Linked DNA regions of Homo sapiens: region 2 is linked to region 1. A link is an interaction called in ENCODE POLR2A ChIA-PET data of the cell type or tissue named here. Cell type or tissue: GM12878. All regions are shown on one strand.

What was found. Peaks named below come from ENCODE experiments on the same cell type or tissue, not always from the same donor. Only the 100,000 strongest peaks of a DNase experiment are listed, where the experiment ranks them.
Region 2: POLR2A ChIA-PET joins it to region 1 with 6 read pairs; 2 of 35 experiments call an interaction of 5 or more read pairs at or near these places.

Annotation. Positions count from the first base shown.
Region 1 is chr10:96,573,920-96,578,919 of GRCh38, forward strand. TM9SF3 (transmembrane 9 superfamily member 3) reads right to left here. Exons shown (of 15, transcript NM_020123.4): 2 at 2,715-2,910. Among named protein-coding and RNA genes, the nearest start is that of TM9SF3, 11 kb to the right of the region's middle. In GM12878, no CTCF peak of the experiment used is centred here; no DNase peak of the experiment used is centred here; H3K27ac peaks cover 433 bases.
Region 2 is chr10:96,135,550-96,140,549 of GRCh38, forward strand. The region is part of intron 3 of ZNF518A (zinc finger protein 518A); the gene reads left to right. LOC124902486 (a long non-coding RNA gene) reads right to left here. Exons shown (of 2, transcript XR_007062254.1): 1 at 866-5,000; 2 at 1-805. Among named protein-coding and RNA genes, the nearest start is that of ZNF518A, 7.8 kb to the left of the region's middle. In GM12878, no CTCF peak of the experiment used is centred here; a DNase peak (open chromatin) is centred at 2,792; H3K27ac peaks cover 934 bases.

The sequences.
Region 1 (5,000 bases):
TAACTCGAGATGGATTAAAGACTTAAACGTAAGACCTAAAACCATAAAAATCCTAGAAGAAAACCTAGGCAATACCATTAAGGACATAGGCATGGGCAGACTTCATGTCTAAAACACCAAAAGCAATGGCAATAAAAGCCAAAATAGACAAACAGGATCTAATTAAACTAAAGAGCTTCTGCATAGCAAAAGAAACTACCATCAAAGTGAACAGGCAACCTACAGAATGGGAGAAAATTTTTGCAATCAATCCATCTGACAAAGGGCTAATATCCAGAATCTACAAAGAACTTAAACAAATTTACAAGAAAAAACCAAACAACCCCATCAAAAAGTGGGCAAAGAATATGAACAGACGCTTCTCAAAAGAAGACATTTATGCAGCCAACGAACATACAAAAAAAAGCTCATCATCACCGGTCACTAGAGAAATGCGAATCAAAACTACAATGAGCTACTACCTTATACCAGTTAGAATGGCGATCATTAAAAAATCAGGAAACAACAGATGCTGGAGAGGATGGGAGAAACAGGAATGCTTTTACACTGTTGGTGGGAGTGTAAATTAGTTCAACCATTGTGGAAGACAGTGTGGCAATTCCTCAAGGATCTAGAACTAGAAATACCATTTGACCCAGCAATCCCATTACTGGGCATATACCCCAAAAATTATAAATCATTCTACTATAAAGATACATACACATGTATGTTTACTGTGGCACTATTCACAACAGCAAAGACTTGGAACCAACCCAAATGTCCATCAATGATAGAATGGATAAAGAAAATGTGGCACATATATACCATGGAATACTATGCAGCCACAGAAAAGGATGAGTTAACATTCTTTGCAGGGACATGGATGAAGCTGGAAACCATCATTCTCAGCAAACTAACACAAGAACAGAAAACCAAACACCTCATGTTCTCACTCGTAAGTGGGAATTGAACAATGAGAACACATGGACACAGGGAAGGGAACATCACACACCCGGCCCTGTCAGGGGGTGGGGGGCTAGGGAAGGGATAGCATTAGGAGAAATACCAAACGTAGGTGACGGGTTGATGGGTGCAGCAAACCACCATGGCATGTGTATTCCTATGTATCAAAACTGCACGTTCTGCACAAGTACCCCAGATCTTAAAGTATTAAAAAAAAAAAAGATTGCTGAATTAAGTACTCTTCTTTAGTAAATATGGGTGAGGATCTCAAAAACTAATGAAATCTGTACACAGTAGCAAAGTAGGACTCAGGAGTTCTGCCTATTCTCTCTTGTTGGTTCCTCTTTAATAAACTAGAAATGCACACCAAATACGGAAAAAGAGAAAGCAGACGATTACATATAGTACCAAATCTCAAAGATCACATTTTCTAGTTTAAGTTTTCTTGTTATTTGTGACTAAATACTTAAATTACCTAATTAAATTAAAACACAAGCCTCAAAGGTATGTTTACAGTGATTCATAAAATTACAGGCCATGCCACTGTGGTTTAAATTTACAACTTAATTTTATAATTAAGCCCCAAAGACTATAAACGGGGGGATGGGGAGGGGGGAGAATGTAAATAGATACGGTATACCTATTTTCAACAATAACTGAGCAATTTTAAAAACAAGAATAAAATTTAACAAATCGAAATTAAAGTAACATTATCTTTAAAATCTCACTGACATTCTTCTCCTCAAAGTACTAAATAATAACATCTTTAGTACTAAAAATACCAGAAGTCAGTTACTATTCATCTTACACATGGAGACAATGAAGTCAAAACTGCAGTAAACAATTTTACTAAAATGAATACAGTACCAAAAAAAAAAAAAAGGAGGATTAAAATCCAAAGCTCCTGTTTACAGGATCCATGATGTATTCAAAAACCAAGACACCTAATCAAAGATCCTGCAAAAATTCAATTACTCAAGCTTCTGTTCACCATGCTAAAAATGCCTGTGCAGGAAATACACTCTCTGACAAACTTCACAGAGAAAAATGAAAAGTATAAACACACTCAAAGGACCTGATAAATGGATACCTGCATAATAACTAGATACGATGAAGTATTTTCCCCAAATTTAACAAGTCTTTGACTTAAAATTTAAATATCCTATAGGTATTAACAGGATAAATTAATACAACACTGATAAATAATACATGTTAAGCCTATGGTACAAGTTTGAATTTGAGGCGTCACACAAGAATTTTAAGTATCCACGCATCCCATTACAGCCTCAGACCTCCAGAAATTACTTTGTTAAATATCCATGAAGGTCTTCCCGGGCCACATGTGTCTAATCAATAGGGGGTTTACTAGACAACACTTTTCAGAAGGAAATATGTTAAGGAAATACAATTTTATTAACAATTATCTATTTTATTATCTTATAAATATTCAAAGGAAATCTTTGTTAATTACTAATATACTTTCCTAAATGCAATACACCTCATTTACAGACTAAAACACATTTTAGAGTCTAAAGTAGTGGTTCTCAACTGACAGCAATTAGCAATGTCTGGTGACTTTTTTGGTTTTCACAACTGGAAGGTGCTACTGGCATCTGGGGGGTACAGGCCAGGGACTCTGCTAGACATCCTAACATGTACATAACAGCTCCATACAACAAAGAATTATCCAACACCAGTGTCAATAGTGCCAAAATATGAAACCCTTGTCTACAATCCAAATTGCATTGTAAGGACTATTAAGGTTTACTTACCTTTAAATTTAATATCCAGACCACTAAATTCCAATTCAACCCCTTGAAGTGCTTCTCCCAGAGTTTCATGGTAATGACTGATACTTTTTTTTGACCCCACACAGAATGGAAGTGAAAAGTACTTATATGTTTCTTGACGATTATGGTAGGGCCCAACAGTATTCATCCATAAGACAACTTCCTCTTTATCTTGATACTGAAACAAGAAAAGCAAACAAGAATTAAAAAAAAAAAACACACTAATTCAAATTAAGGGAATATTTGTTGTGTGTTCTAAACAAAAGTGCATCATCTCTGTTCAGGAAGCTATAAAATAAATACTGGAAGCTTAATCTGATGATGAATGTCCACATCTTAAAAATGAAACTTTGTGAATTTTAAAATTATATCCTCTGATTGTAGTCTCAGGCAGATACACCTTTTCCAAACTTGTTTTATAGAAGACAGTGTTTGAACTAAGCCCAATAGCTCATAAGAGTGTGTCTATTATTTACATTTACACTATCAAATAGTGGCAAACCTGCAACCAGCATGATTCACCATGCTAACATGGACAAGGAAGGAGGAAACAAAATCAAGTTTATCCAGAACCTCATGTTAATCAATTAAAAAAAAAAAAAAACCTAATGTTGCCAGCAAGCATAAATAAAATTTCATCTCCTTGCGAGACTTTCACACAGCCACTGGTCAAAGTACTACAGAGGACAAGGAAGAAGACTGCTATAGAACCTCCACAAGTCCATTCAAGCCAACATTCTATCTTGTTAGCAGCCTGAAAGACATGCACTATATGCATATTTCTTTGAATAAGTAATTATGGAACTACATATCAGTGAATATTATACATGGCTAAATCTGAAGTGTGGTCAGTAATGACTTTGAGTAGTTCCAAGGTACAAGTGGGAGGCCTGTCAAAGATTTCTAAGATCTCGACAAGTTTAAAGTTCCAATGATTCTATGGAAACTGATTACCATGGTAATTTTAAAACTAATAATTCTAAGTAGCAGTATAAATTAAAGACAACATTGGATGCATTTAAATCAACTAATAGTGCAGACATTAATTCACTGAACAATTATTTACTAAGTGCTTAGCATGTGAAACAACTGTGTTTATAACTGAGGATACAGCTTTGAACAAGATGTGTTCCCTGTCCTACTGGGGGAAGGATGGGCATTAAACAAGCAATAATAATAAGGTAGGTTGCTATGGGGCACATAATAGAAGAAGTGATCCAACTGGCCCACTATGAAATCCTTATCTCCAGTCCTCCATCTAAAACTAGTTAATAAATAAATATTTTCAATCAAAACCTAACATCTCCAAAACCAAACTCATCTACCCAAATCCACTTCCCCCAGCTTCATTTTTCTAATGGTACTACCATTCTCTCAGCCATGGAGACTCAAACCCCAAATCTCTCTGCACTCTAGGGAACCCAAAAACATTAACTTGTATGTTCTTACCAAAAACATCTGCCTTTTTCTTTTGATTCACACGATTATCACCCTAAGACTTAGACCCAGTCATTTCATTTTCAAACATAAATGCCTCACTGTTCATATAAGACAACAGCCAGGTCATTAAGGAAATAACAAATGATCTCACCTTTTGAACACATGTGACAGGTACCAAGTATCGCGTTAGGTATTAAGAATATAAAAGTAAGTAAAATACTGTCGTTTCCTTAAGAAGTTCATAATCCACAGTGGAATCAGACAAGTAAATGATTAACAAAGAAAAAATAAGTATTATAATTAAGGTAATAAAGGGCTATTGTAGCAACAATAAAGGAATGATTAAATTCACTTTGGCAGAGAAGGTCAGGACGAATAACAATTTGGAAAATCATAAGCTGTTTCAAGGGAGTTCAGAAAAACAACTGTAGATAATCTTCACATAGGAAGTAATGAATCAAAGGTCTAAATGTTAATGTAGCAGTATATCCCCATTCATTACTATTCTTTTTATTTGGGGAGACTGACAAATATATGTATGCCCCCACTCTTCCATCCAATGCTCATGGGCCACACAATACTAATCAACCAAGTTACTCCTTTCTGCTGAACATAGATATTGCCTCAGAGTTCTCAAAACAGTGCTCTAAACCAATCATTACCAACTGATGAGAGTTGGTATTAGAATTAAAACTTGTTCATGGCCGGGTACGGTGACTCACACCTGTAATCCCAAGACCTTGGGACGCCAAAGCAGGCGGATCACTTAAGGTTAGGAGTTTGAAATCAGCCTGGCCAACATGGTGAAACCCTGTCTCTACTTAAAAT
Region 2 (5,000 bases), 440 kb before region 1:
ACTCAACCTACAAACATTTTTTTGAGTGTCCACTATGTACAAGTATGTGCAACTGCCTGGATAGGCAAGATTATATGTACTAGACTGAGTGGATGGTGGATATATAGCATATTTTTATTTATTTCTGGTGCACAGATTAATAAGCGTGTGTTGAGAATAATGACTGTGGTGCTTGGCATCTAAGTAATAATGTAAGAACAAGAAGAATTCCTTGTCTTGGAAGTGCTTCTAGTTAGGAATTCATATTAATATACAGCAAACACAACAGAAAAAACAGATAAATGAATGCACAGTTGTATTTTAAGTGAATTTTGATGGGAAGGAAGTGAGCAGGTTGGCCCATTTAGGAAGATTTCCTGAAGAATATACAACTTTAAATGTATTTCTGCTTATGAATGTGGCTTTGATAGGCACAGAGAATAACTGAAAAAAGGATGGAGTTAAAAATGATTATAGGCTGATCCAGGTTGGAGTGGAGATTGGTTTCACTGTAACAGTATGTGTTCTTTGGAAATGAGGTAGTGGAAAATAAGGTGACTGTTTTAGGTAAATCTATGTATGAGGCATTTGGAAAGCCAAGCAGAAATTTTGGCCCTTTCTACTAAGATGGAGATTTCTTTGAAAAAATGTGTATATTTCTTTTCATATAATTTCATTTTTGTATGCTAAAATGTGAATTAAATGTGATGAAATACTGTAAAATTACTCATTTTGGCAAAAACCTTTGTTTTATTCATCTGTCTTGAAGATTTTTTAAAAATAGCAATTAACTTGGAATGCCGATTTATAAATATGTATATATAACCTTTCTCAAAAAGGGAAAGGTAAGAAGAAATGTTATATATATTTATTTATTTCTTCTTACCTTTCCCTTTTTGAGAGATCTCTTAGTAATAGTCAAAGCCATACCCTATTCCTTAGTGAGAAAGCCAGTTTGAAACGAATGTAGCAATAGATGTAAAAACATTTAAAGGCGTTTTAATGTGGCTTTTTAATGAGCTGGCTTATGCCTGTAGTCCCAGCACATTGAGCAGCTGAGCTGGGAGGATCGCTTGAGCCCAGGAGTTCAAGACTAGCCAGGGCAACATAGTGAGACCCCATCTCTATTTAAAAAAAAATGTTTTTAAAGATAAGGAACAGACTTAAAGTGATGATTGATTGCTCATAGAACGTTCATTTTGGGCTCCAGAACTAGGAATGATGTAGAATTTATTGTTGTGTCATTGTCTCATTAAATGCTGTAGTTTCCTATGTCCTTGCCTACCTTCTTTCCTCAGAGCCTCGCATCTGACCCTCAGAGAGTAGCAGTTGGATTATTCCATTATACCAAGGTTGGCAAGCTTTTGCTGTAAATGGCCAGATAGTAAATATTTTAGGCTTTGTGGGCCATATGGTTTCTGGTGCAACTATTGTAACACAAAAGAAGCCATAGGCAATATGTAAATGAGTGAGTGTGGCTGTATTCCAGTGAAACTTAATTTACAAAAACAGGCAGCAGGCCAGATTTGGCCTGCAGGCCGTCATTTCATTCCACAAACTCTCTCAGTCACATCTGCGCACCTGCTAGCATCTTTATTTATCCTCCCCTCTAGTTACTATAGATGGATCATGTTTGCTCCTTTCTAAGTTCACCTCTTCAGCTCGTTCACTAGATTCCGTCCGTTCTAACCTGAAGGACTTCACTGCTGCATTTCTTTCCTATCCTTTATCATCAATTTTTTTATTTTTACTAGATCATTTTAATAAGCGTGCAGTCATACTGTAATTCCTCCCACCTTTAAAAAACAAAAAATAAATTGAAACAAAACAAAACAACTCCTTTATCTTAAAACTCCTTGAAAGAGTTGTCTGCACTGCATCACTACTTCCTCTCTTCCCATTTTGCCTTACATCCAAGCTTGTCAGCCTTTCTCCTCTAAAACTCCACTGAAACTGTTCTAATCCATGGTACCAGTGATCTTCACATTAAGTCTAGTTAGTCATCTTCTTACTTGACAGAGTTGTTCAATCCCTTATCCAGTAAACATTTTCTTCATTTTGCTTTGAGGATACCACATTCTTGATTTACCTTAACTCTTATTGGTCATTTCTTTTCTGTCTCACTTGCTGGTTCTTTTTAATCTCTTTCTGTTGGATGTGTTATAGAATCTTGAGGCTCAGGCCTTGGACTGCTCTTTTTGTTTATTCCCCCTGGTGATTTCATCCTGCTCCAAGTACTTGAAAGTACATATGTACATATACACACACCGATAACTCCCCAAATTTCATCATCCACCTAGCCCTCTGTATTCTATATCCAGCCACACAGTCCACATTTCCTCTTGGATGTCAAATAGACATCTCAGATATTACATGCCTAAAATGGAACTTTTGATAAACTTTCCTATTACTTTAACAATCTTTTATATCTCGGTGAATAGCAACTCAGTTCTTTCCAATGCTGTCAGAACTTCTAGAGTTATCCTTGACATGTCTCTTTCTTTCAGAGAAAGCATATCAGGATATCTTGTAGGTGCTAGCTTCAAAATATATTCAATCTGACCATGCCTCATTGTCTCAGCCAAACCACCATCAACTCTTACTTGGATAATTGTACTGTGTAGTCTTTGTCTTTACTCTTAATCCCTCCTGAATACTCTGTTCTTAGCATAGCAGCCCAAGTGATAGAAGTAATTCGACTCATGGTAATTCTCTGCCCACAATGCTCCAGTAGCTTCCTCTCTGATTCAGAATAAAACCAAAGCCTTTACAGTTTCTATCAGGGCCTGTTTCTGTCCCCTTGTTACTTCTCTGACCTCATCTTCTAGCTTTCCCTCTAATGCTTTCTGTTGTGGTCATACTGATTTTCTTGCTGTTCCCCAAATGTGTTAGGCACATTGCACACTCAGGGTCATGTCACTAACTTTTGTTTTCTTGGATTGTTGGCTTCCTCAGCTCTTTAAGATACTGACTCCAATAAGACCTTTTCAAGTCGAGGGCTCCCTGACTTAATATGTAAAATTACAACACTCTGATTCTGCCTTTCTGTCTTTGCTTTATTTTTCTCTGTAGCAATTGTTGCCTTTGAATATACTTTATAATTTACTTACTTTGTTTATTACCTAAATAATCAGTAAAATGTTACCTCCGTGAGGGGAGGGATTTTTGTCTGTTTGGTTTACTGCCATATTCCCAATGCTTAGAACGTAGATGTGGTGCTAGCTACAAGTCTGGCAGCATCCCACATGCTGGTGATGTAGTAAAGGACATTACAGATGTAGTTCTCACCCTTACGCAACTTATATTCCGGTGGTAGAGACAGATAGAAAATAAATGGGCAAATAAATAAAATATTGCCAGAGATATTAAGTGTTACAAAAAAAGAAATAGAAAAGGATAAAGTGGCGAATTTTTTTTTTTTTTTTTTTTTTGAGGAAGGGATGGTTTATAGGGAAGGGCCCTTCTGAGGTGGTGGCATTTGAGCTGAGACCTAAAAGATGAGAAGGATGTAGCCTTTTGAAGAATGGAAGAAAGCACATTTCAAGTAGGGAACAGCAGGTGCAAAGGCCTGAGATAGGATGGATAGGAAGAATATTTGAGGAGCTGAGAATCTGTGGCAGCTTGTTGGAGTATATGTACAATGGGGAGAGTGGTGTGAGATGAAGTTGAAGAAAAAGACCCAAGACCAGATACCGCTGTTTCTTGCAGGCCTTTGTAAAGAGATTAAATTTTATTTTAAGTGCCTTGTTGCTATAGGCTGAATGTTTATGTCCCCCTTCCCCATACTCAAATTGATACATTGAAACCTATTCTCCAGTGTGATGGCATTTGGAAGTGGGGCCTTTTTAAGAGGTGATTAGGTCATAAGGGCAGAGTCCTTATGAATGGAATTAGTACCCTTATAAAAGAGACCCCAGAGGGCTCTATTTTGTCATGTGAGGACACAGTGAGAAGATGGCCACCTGTGAACCAGGAAGTAGGCCCTCCCCAGACACCAAATCGCCAGTGCCTTGATCTTAGACTTCCTAGGCTTCAGAATTGTGAGAAATAAGTCTATGGTACTCTGTTACAGCAGCCAGAACAGAGTAGGACACTTGGGAAACCACCAAGGAGCTTTAAGCAGGGGAGCTTTGTGATATGTTTTATTTTAAGAAGAACATTTGCTCCTGTGTGGAGGATGGACTCAGAGGAGGGTGGTGGACAAGGTGGAAGCATGGATGCCAGTTAGGAGGATGTTTTCATTCATGTTAGAAATGATGGTGGCCTGGACTAAGATGATGACAGTGGATAGGAAGAGAGGAAGGGAAATACAAGATCTGTTGGTTTTGTTTTTGTTTTTATTTTTTCGAGACGGAGTTTTGCTTTTGTTGCCCAGGCTGGAGTGCAATGGTGTGATCTCGGCTGACTGCAACCTCCACCTCCCGGGTTCAAGTGATTCTCCTGCCTCAGCCTCCTGAGTAGCCGGGATTACAGGCATGCACCACCATATCTGGCTAATTTTGTGTTTTTAGTAGTGGCGGGGTTTCTCTATGTTGGTCAGGCTGGTCTCAAACTCCCGACCTCAGGTGATCCACCTGCCTCAGCCTCGCAGAGTGCTAGGATTACAGGTGTGAGCCACCTCGCCCGGCCCAAGATCTGGTTTTGAGATGGAATTGACCAGGCTTGCTTATGGATTAATGTGGGGAGTAAGGGATGGAGGAATCAAGGATGAGTCTTGATTTCTGGGTTGTGGAACTGTATGAATTTTAGTGCCATATAGTAAGATGGGGACATCCAGGGAGTGTAACTTCTAATCATGGAGGCAGGTGCTGTGTAGACCTAGAGAAAAATTAAACCATTTATATTATTTTCTGAAGCTGAGTAAGAATGGATCACATGATAACATGTTCTCCCAGCAAATAGCAGTACATCTTTTGATTTTCTTCCCTCCCCTCATGTATTCCAAATCAAAATCTGCCTATTCTAAATCACTGTCGCAGCAAAATGACAAACAGAAAAAGAAAAGAGCAAAAGATGAAAAT